Linked DNA regions of Homo sapiens: region 2 is linked to region 1. A link is an interaction called in ENCODE POLR2A ChIA-PET data of the cell type or tissue named here. Cell type or tissue: MCF 10A. All regions are shown on one strand. Region 1 overlaps NAB1 (NGFI-A binding protein 1). Region 2 overlaps NEMP2-DT (NEMP2 divergent transcript).

Region 1 (5,000 bases):
AGGGTCTTAGATTTGTAATGTCCCCAGATGCCCAGTAAAAAGAAAAAGCAAATAACCTCTAGGGAATTCACTTTCTTCCCGGGACTCCAAATGTTCTCACAGTTAAAGTTCCAAGAAATATGAATTCACATAAATCATAAAACATCAAAAGAAACAAGGCAACAAAAGTGAACACTAGTAGAAACAACAGACAGCAAAATCAGACCCTCAAAGACTTCATTTGAAGAAACAAAGGGATTTGAAAATACGACTAAAAAGCAGTACAGTAAAAATAACCACGAAACTTGAGAATCAGGAGAGGAGAATTGGACAGAAACAAGATTTTAAAAGTACACAATAAATAGCAGAATAACCACTAACTTTTTTTTTTTTTTTGAGATGGAGTCTTGCTCTGTCGCCCAGGCTGGAGTGCAGTGGCATGATCTTGGCTCACTGCAAGCTCCGCCTCCCAGGTTCACGCCATTCTCCTGCCTCAGCCTCCCGAGTAGCTAGGACTACAGGTGCCCGCCACCACGCCCCGCTAATTTACACAAAGGTATCTTTAATTACTAAGGGAAAACCACTAACATTATAGAATTTAATACCCCAAATAAATAGTAATTAAAAATGAGGGCAAAATAAAGATATTTTCCAGTAGGTAGGGAAGGACAGAGTTTGCCACCAGTAGGCCTTCATTAAGAAAATCCTAAAAGAGCTTTCGATAGAAGGAAGCTAATCCCAGATGATAAATCTGTACAGAAAGTATATCAGGGCTAGAGGGGAGATACAAATAAAATAATGGAAAAAAATCCAAAATATTAGTCATATAATAAATGTACATGGACCAAATATTCCAGTTAAAAAACAAAGCATGTCTGACTGGGTTCTTTAAAATCCAACTGATCAGTATTTATAAAAGATATATATAAAACATGGATTCAGAAAGGCTGAAAATAAAAGGATGATATAAAGATATAATAAGGAATAGACCAGGTGTGGTGGCTCACGTCTGTAATCCCAACACTTGGGGAGGCTGAAGCAGATAGATCGCTTGAGCCCAGGAGTTTGAGACCAGCCTGGGCAACGTGGAAACCCTGTCCCTACAAAAAAAAAAAAAAAAAAAAAAAAAAAAGGAAAGAAGAAAGAAAGAGAGGAAGAAAGGAAGGAAGGAAGGAAGGAAGGAAGGAAGGAAAAAAGAAAAGAAAGAAATTAGCTAGGTGTGGTGGCACATGCCTGTGGTCCCAGCTACCCAGGAGGCTGAGTGGGAGAATCACCTAAGCCTGGGAGGTCGAGGATACAGTAAGCTGTGATCTCACCACTGCATTCCAGCTAGGGTGACAAAGTGAACCCTGTCTCCAAAAAAAAAAAAGATATAAAGATGTAATAGGCAATGACTAACAAAAAGAGAGCTCATGTATTTATATCAACATTAAAGAAAATAGCTTTCTAAAGCAAAATACATTATTAAAGGTTAATAAGATTACTGCGTAATACAAAGAGAAACAGACAACACTACAATCAGTAAAATTTTAGTACACAACTCTTTTTACTGACAGAGCAAGCAGACAAAATAATAGTTAAGAATATAAGATTTGAATGACAGAATTAATAAGCTTGTTAGAACAGACACATATAGAACACTCTACTAACAACTGCTTAAGATATCGTTTCCAAACGTAAAAAACACAGACCACAAAATGAATCATAACTAAACTCTCAACAAATTTTAAAGGGTTGGCATCACACAAACCATGTTCTCTTGCCCTCAATGTAATTAAGTCAGAAATCATTAGGAAAAATAAGGAAAAAAAATTACTCATATTTGGAAATAAAGAAACACTTTTAAATAACACATGGTCAGAAATCATAAAAATAATTAAAATTGAAAAATAATAAAATAACCTCATAACAAAACTTTGGGAATAACACTGAATCAATACATAGTGAAAATTTATACTTTAATTGCTCATATTAGAAAAAGAATGACTAAAAATTAATGAACTAAGCACCCAAATTAAGTTAGATAAGAACAATAAAATAACTAAGAGAGGAGACAAATATATACACGTGTACAGCACAAGCAAGAATAGCAACTAAGCCCAGAGTGGCTTCTTCAAAAAGATCAGAGGTTGGCAAGCTTTTTCTGTAAAAGGCCAGAGAGTAAATATTTTAGGCTTTACGGGCCAAACAGCCTGTGTCACAACTACTTAACTCACCATTGTAGCTCAAAATCAGCCACAAACAGTACATAAATAAATAGGCCCAGCTGTGTGCCAATAAAAATTTATTTATAAAAACAGGAGGTGAGTGAGACTGGGCACACAGACCCTAGTTTGCAGATCTCTAAAAAAGAATAAAATTGGCAAACCTTTGGCAAGGTTGGTCAGGAGCTAAGGAGAGATAAGTGTACAATCAATATTAGGTCAATATTAGGTCTTAAAAAACTATAAATAACTTTACGCCACTAAGTTTGAAAACTCAGATGAAATGGATATTCTTAGAAAAATGTAACTTACCAAAATTGACTCAAGAAATAGACTACCATAATTCATTTTTAAAAATCATCAGAAGGAAAAGTCCAGCATTTCAAGTGTTAGATGCTGAAATCTATGAATTCTGAGATTGAGAGTTCAGAATAAAACAAGCTAACTTAATAATGTGACCACGTTTATGCGGTTCTCAGATTCAGCATTCCTCCTCTCTCAAAGGTGAAATTGCTGGCCTCCTCTGAAACACTCAGCCTTGACTTCTCAGCACTATAATGGAAACTGACCTAAGCTTGGCATCACTGTTTATTCTATAGGCCTGGGTCCTTATCTTGGTAACCTGCTCAGCACCCCAATTCCTGCAGAGTTTCTTCTGCTCAGCTTACAGTTACCCGCTGACTACATTCTCCTCTTCTCCTTCCTATCTTTCTAGAGCTCTTTGACTGGAAGCTGCTATCTGCTGACAAATATTCTGTAATGCCAAATTATCTACCTGCTTACATTTCTGAGTATTACAAGTTTCTACATTCTCTATTGCCTTGCTGTTCCCAAGTTTTAGTTGCTCTCTCCTCATCCATTCACTGATTTAACATTAGGGGTACACTGCTTGCCTAGTTTACCACCTACTATCTATTAACACCCCTTATGATAGATGCAACATTGCCTGCTGGCTTTTTTCTGATATCGCCTCTGGGTTTGTCCCTTGGCACCTGCCGAACACCAGCAAGGTGTGTGGTTCTAAGCTTCAGCCCTCACTCTCTTCACAATCTGACACCTATAAAACAGACTGTACTTAGCCAGGCTGTAGGACTATTGCTGATTCTTTAGCTTAAAAAAAAAAAAAAGAGGGGCTTAACAATAAGTCATTCCATAATTCTTTACGGTGTACATTTGGAAACAAATTATGTTATTATAAATATATAAACAAATATTTTCTTCTTCTTACAAGAAAAATAATCTTATGTACTTGAACAGTTGAAAAAAACTTACAGGTATAGATAGCTTCCTGAATTTCATCCACCAGTGACCTACATACAGCTCTATGTCTTGAAAGATTAAGAGAACAGTATCCACACAATTTATATGAAGAAAATCCTCAGAACAGTGAGATTAAGCCAACAATGAATTAAGAGTAAGTCATGTATTCCTTATGTGGAAATTGAGTACAAACTAGCAACATTCTTTAATCTCAGGAACTTAGAACTAAAAAAACTTCTGCTAATTTTAAATAATCAGGAGAAAAAATACAAAATTCTCATAATACCTAAAAGATATACCTAATAGTACCTTCTTTCAATTCCCCCAGGATTCTGTAATTTCTTCCAAGATCTTGGATAGTTACTAGTTTTAAGAAAGCTTCCTGATTCACAAACATTTATCCTAAACTATATTATTGGACCAGATTCACATACTGGAGTACAAGTAACAAGAAGGCCTAAGTTAAGTTTCAAAAACACAAGCCACAACTTCCAAAGCCCCCACCCCCACATTTCAGCCTACTGGCATTCATTTTGAGTATTTCCTTATTTTGTGAAATTCATGGTCTCATCACTTAAATATCATATGTACCTACTTATCTAAAGAGGCAAAGAGCCCCTTAGCAAAAGCTAAGTGTAAAATAATTCTTTTTACATTTTTTAAAAGTAGGGTATGATTTTTTTTTAAGTCAGGTTAACTAGGTTTGTTAATCTTTTAGAAATACTTTTACTTTGATAAAAAACACATGTATTTCGACTCAACTTTGTATTTCATCTGCTATGTTTTAAAAATTATAAGAAAACTAGGTTAAAGCATGAAACTAAAATTGCCAACACATTTTGCCTTTTGTTTTTCTACTAATGACAGCCATATAGCCCTTTTAGTGGATTCCTCTACTGGTTCAAAGGATACTCCCAAAATAGATCAAGTCACAGGCTGGCTATGACTTAAGTAATTCTGCTAACCAATTATCTGATCTCAAGCTCCAACATTCATGTCTAAAATCATTTATTTAAAAAGATCAGGCTAGGTACAGTGGCTCATACCTGTAATTCCAGCACTTTGGGAGGACAAGACAGTTCTATCAGTTGAGCCCAGGAGCTTGAGACCAGCCTGGGCAACAATGGAGAAACTCCCATCTCTATGAAAAACTTAAAAAATTAACTTGGTGTGGTGGCACACACCTGTTGTCCAAGCTACTCAAGAGGCTGAGCAGGGAGGACTGCTTGAACCCTGGAGGTCCAGGCTGCACCCACTGCACTCTAGCTTGCGTGACAGAGTGAGACCCCCATCTCAAAAAAAAAAAAAAAATTAGCTATGACATAGTCTTTTTAACTTTTGAAAACGCATTTATTTTCCAAGCACTTATTGTGTACATTTGACTCTGGGGATATAAAGATGAAGGAGACATTATCTCTGCCTTGAAGAAACCCAGAGTATACTGTGAAGCACAGACCAGTATACAAATAAGTACAATAAGAAGTTAAAGTTATTGTGACAAAAGTATATGTAGGGATAAAAATGGAAAGGAACGGTCATTCTACTTGAAGGAAAAGA
Region 2 (5,000 bases), 110 kb after region 1:
GGAGCTTGCTGGAGCTTGCTGGAGGTCCACTCCAGACCCTGTTCGCCTGGGTATCACCAGCAGAGGCTGCAGAACAGCAAAGATTGCTGCCTGTTCCTTCCTCTGGAAGCTTTGTCCCAGAGGGGCACCCACGAGTTGCCAGCCAGAGCTCTCCTGTATGAGGTGTCTGTCGGCCCCTATTGGGAGGTGTCTCCCAGTCAGGATACCTGGGTGTCAGGGACCCACTTGAGGAGGCACACTGTCCCTTATCGGAGCCTGAACACTGTGCTGTGAGATCCACTGCTCTCTTCAGTGCTGCCAGGCAGGGACGTTTAAGTCTGCTGAAGCTGCCTCCACAACCGCCCCTTCCCCCAGGTGCTCTGTCCCAGGGAAGTGGGGGTTTTATCTATAAGTCCCTGACTGGGACTGTTGCCTTTTTTTCAGAGATGCCCTGCCCAGAGAGGAGGGAACCTGGAGAGGCAATCTGGCTGCAGAGGCCTTGCTGAGCTGCAGTGGGCTCCGCCCAGTTTGAAATTCCTGGTGGCTTTGTTTACACTGTGAGGGTAAAACCACCTACTCAAGCCTCAGCAATGGTGGACACCCTTCCCTCCACCAAGCTCCAGAGTCCCAGGTCGAGCTCAGACTGCTGTGCTGGCAGCAAGAATTTTAAGCCAGTGGATCTTAGCTTGCTAGGCTCTGTGGGGGTGGGACCTGCAGAGCCAGACCACTTGGCTCCCTGGCTTCAGTCTCCTTTCCAGGGGAGTCAACGGTTCTGTCTCCCTGGTGTTCCAGGCGCACTGAGGTATGAAAAAAAAACTCCTGCGGCTAGCTCGGTATCTGCCCAAACAGCTGCCCAGTTTTGTGCTGGAAACCCAGGGCCCTGGTGACGTAGGCACTGGAGGGACTCTCCTGGTCTGTGGGTTGTGAGGACTGTGGGAAAAGCGCAGTATCTGGGCCGGAGTGCATGGTACAGTGCCTAATGACTTCCCTCGGCTAGGAGAGGGAGTTCCCCTGACCCCTTGTGCTTCCCGGATGAGGCGATGCCCCACCCTGCTTCAGCTCGCCCTCCTTGGGCTGCACCCACTGCCCAACCAGTCCCAGTGAGATGAACTGGGTACCTCAGTTGGAAATGCAGATATCACTCGCCTTCTGCATTGATCTCACTGGAAGTTGTAGACCAGAGCTGTTCCTATTCAGCCATCTTGCCAGCAATCTCTCTCAGCATGAATTTTAAGGTAAAAATATTAGAATGTAATAAAAGAGTCCATGGAGATGTAGGACAGGATCCTCCTCTCTGCCTCTCGGAGCACTCAGGAGTAAATGTTTGAGAAATGCTGCCACAATCACCAGAAATGTTCTGACATGGTCCTCTCACACCTATCATGAATCAAAGCTACTCATGTTCAGCAACACGCAGATTTTGTGATGCCACCTGGAGCTGCTCAAGCTACAGGCTCCACAAAGCTCTCTGCTGAAGTGGATGTTAGCTAGCACGAAAAAGCAAACCAGAGGATTTGTAGTCAGAAAACCTCAATTCAAATGCCACTCCTGTCACTTACAGGCTTTAAGGTGCTAGACAAAGCTTTTAGCCAGACCATGAGAGTGATCTGCCTGCAGCACCTGTCACCCTGTGGGTCCTCTGGGAGTATATGACTGATAGAGCTGACTAGGCAGGTTTCTACTTCTTTCCACATGCTACACAGGGATCTCACCAAAGCTGAGCCCTTGGTGGAAAAGTGAACACTTTGCAGGTAGAGGTGGTAAGAGTCCTTCTTGCTACAATCTTAAATCAAGTCATTTGAGTTCTCTAAGTTCAATTTTTTTTTTCTGACGAAGAATGGAATGCATAATAACAGTATCTCCCTAAGAGGACTATTTTGAGGATTAAATGAGGTAGTGTATGTGAAAACACTGTGTAAATAGACCTCTTCCTCTACAATAATAAGAATTGTTGTTTTTTAGTGTTACAGCTCTTTTAGAATTTGTCTAGCAGCTTTTCCAGGAAAACCCCTCACAAAAAAAAAAAAGAAATTGTTATTTTTATAATATTCTGCTTACGAACTGCTTTGTACCAAAGTTTTGTGTAAATTTGGTTTCCATTAATACTTGGAACACTTAATTTTTTTTAACTGGTTCTAGGACACAGATATTTTCTCTCTTTAACCATACCAGCAGTAGACTGAAAAAAATACACTGCTATACAATTCTTAGAGGATTTTATAACATTGAGAACACATTCCCTAAACTGTTGAAGTTACAATTACATTATCAAAGCTTAGAAAGTTAATACCAATTTACCATTTCTGATTCTTGTGAAAATGGGGATTCTACGTAGCAAAGAGAATTTTTTTTTTTTTGAGATAGGTTCTCACTCTATTGCCCAAGCTGGAGTGCAGTGGTGGGATCATAGCTCACTGTAGCCTCGAACTCCTGGAATCAAGCAATCTTTCTGCCTCAGCCTCCCAAGTAGCTGGGATTATAGGTGTGTGCCACCACTCCTGGCTATTTTTCTTTCACTGGTAGAGATGGGGTCTTGGTATGTTACCCAGGCTTGTCTTGAACTCCTGGCCTCCTGCCTTAGCCTCCCAAAGCACTGGGATTACAGCAGGAGCCACCTTGACCAGCCAAAGAAGAGAATATTTTTAATCTATTCAGTGGGTTCTGGGAAGATGACAGTGGCAGCAGTATATTTTAAAATCCAAATCTCAACATAAAAACAGAGTAACTACTTAACAAAATAAAAAACTCAGAGACAATATTTATAATGACTAGTTACCAGGCATCCACACTGATGAATGAAGACGAACCACCAAACAGCCACAAGACCTGAATTATATCAGCATCTGAGCAGGAGGAAGCAAGGGGGGAAGCAATGAAACTTGACAGACTTTGACAGACTTGAGAATGAGGGAAGCCCAAAACAGCAACAGCTATTTACTGGGAAACACGTGGGTAGGTCTTGCCCAACCCACAAGTTGTGAGTGCAAAAGGTCTGCTACAAAGACTGAGAGTGCTTAAGCAATCTAGATCTTACGATTTCTCTCTAGAAACATGACCTGCCCGGGCTCCCTTCCAGGATTCCCTTCCAGGACTGGGTCACACTAAAGAGAAATACCAAGTGGAATCAAAATGGAGCTGGACAGAGACATGGATAGCAGAACAACTGATAAAGGAGGCCCAGATAACGGGAGAGGAGGGAATAGAACCAGGAAATCTTATACGGCAAGCTGACTCTTTTTAATACATAAAAACAACAGAAGAGGGAGTTTGTGTGAAGTTAGAGAAGCTACCCAAAAATCACGAATCAGTCCTACTAACAGTTATGGAAAGACACTTTCATGTAAAAATTTAAAACAGAAAAGTATTGAGGCGAAATCTCTTGCACTTATTCCTAAGGGGAAAAAATGAGCAGAAAAATCCCTACACAAGAAAGACATGCTCACAGAACAAATCTAAACTATAACTTTCTATTTCAAAAGAAGCTAAAATACATTAAGAAAATGATACAAGAAATGAAATGCAAACATTAATCCAAATTTTAAAAACTCAGAATTGAGGTGGCAGAACTCAGGGGACAATTAGAAATAAAATAAAAATTATTTCAGAAATGAAACTATACTAGGAGAAACAGAAGAGCAAAGAAAACAAAACAAACTTTGCCCTAGGAGAAATAGAAAATTGAAAAAAGAAGAAAAAAAAATTAAATGAAAAAGAAATAAAGAAAAAGATTAAAACCATTAGAGAGAAATTGACAAATATTGAAGATGGATGAGAAGATTCAACCACAAATAACCAGAATCTATGAAGAAGAAAAGTAAAACAAGGGGACAAAACAAATATTTAAAACTATAGTTGGAGAAAATTTTCCCTAAACAATAATATGAAACTATATGTTGAAAAAGCACACTATGTAGCTGAGAATATTGACCTACAACAAATAACACCAAGATGTATTTCTAGTAAGATGGATGAACTTAAAAAAAAAAAAAAAAAGTCCATTGGCTATGAAGTCAAAACCAGCAAGTGATTTGTAAGGGTAAGAAGATTAGATTACCATCATATTTTTTACAACAATACTTTATGCCAAAAGAAAACAGAATAACATACTAAAGAGACTCAAGGAATACAATATGAACCAACATTAAAATGCTCAACTATAAAAGCCACTGAACAATATTTACAATGACTAGGTTACCAGGCATCCACACAAACGAGTGAAGACAAAAACTTTGAGAATACTGTTTTTTAGCCCTTCCTAAAGATTCTAGTGAATGAGTTTCAGATCATTAAAAGATATATCAACATGAGGACTGATGGTATACATTAAAGACAGTTACCTGAAACTAATAATAAGTGTGAGTTAAGAGAGAGCATAACATGTAAAGGCTACATTTGTACAAAATGCAGATATAGCACTGCTATTAAAAAATAGAGAAGGGAGATGATATGAAAAAAGTACTTTAAGCTGTATTTTGTTCTTATGCTATTGGTAGTAGTATGTGTATTATTATTCTGATCCTGTTGTGTGTGTAACGTGGAATAAAGTTAATGAGTAATTATGAGATATTCTAATTTCATCGCTATGGTTTGAATGTTTGTGTCCCCCCAAAATTTATATGTTGAAATCTTAACCCCCAAGGTGATAGTATTAGGAGGTAGGGCCTTGTCGGGGGATTAGGTTGTGAGAGCAGAGCCCTCATGAATGGAATTAGTGCCCTTATAAAAGATGCACCAGGTAGCTTGTTCACCCATTCCACCAGGTGGGGACATAGTAAGAAGGAGCCACCTATAAACTGGGAAACAGGCCCTCACCAGACATGGAATCTACCGGTATCTTGATCCTGGACTTCCCAACCTTCAGATTTGTCAAAAATAAATATCTGTTCTTTGTAAGCTATCCAGTTTATAGTATTTTGTTATAGCACCCCAAACAGATTAAGACACTGTCATCTACTGTATACCTGGGAACTAGGAATCTTGATATGGGGAAAAGAGATGCAATGTAGTATAAATAAAGCTAT

The links. ChIA-PET counts read pairs that join two places held together with the same protein. Peaks named below come from ENCODE experiments on the same cell type or tissue, not always from the same donor. Only the 100,000 strongest peaks of a DNase experiment are listed, where the experiment ranks them.
Region 2: POLR2A ChIA-PET joins it to region 1 with 5 read pairs; 5 of 35 experiments call an interaction of 5 or more read pairs at or near these places.

What each region holds. Positions count from the first base shown.
Region 1 is chr2:190,660,698-190,665,697 of GRCh38, reverse strand. The region is part of intron 4 of NAB1 (NGFI-A binding protein 1); the gene reads right to left. Among named protein-coding and RNA genes, the nearest start is that of NAB1, 14 kb to the right of the region's middle. In MCF 10A, no CTCF peak of the experiment used is centred here; no DNase peak of the experiment used is centred here.
Region 2 is chr2:190,550,056-190,555,055 of GRCh38, reverse strand. All of the region lies in intron 1 of NEMP2-DT (NEMP2 divergent transcript), which reads right to left. It also overlaps a transcript of NEMP2 not described here, the pseudogene LOC124906136 and the pseudogene RN7SKP179. Among named protein-coding and RNA genes, the nearest start is that of NEMP2-DT, 18 kb to the right of the region's middle. In MCF 10A, no CTCF peak of the experiment used is centred here; a DNase peak (open chromatin) is centred at 2,985.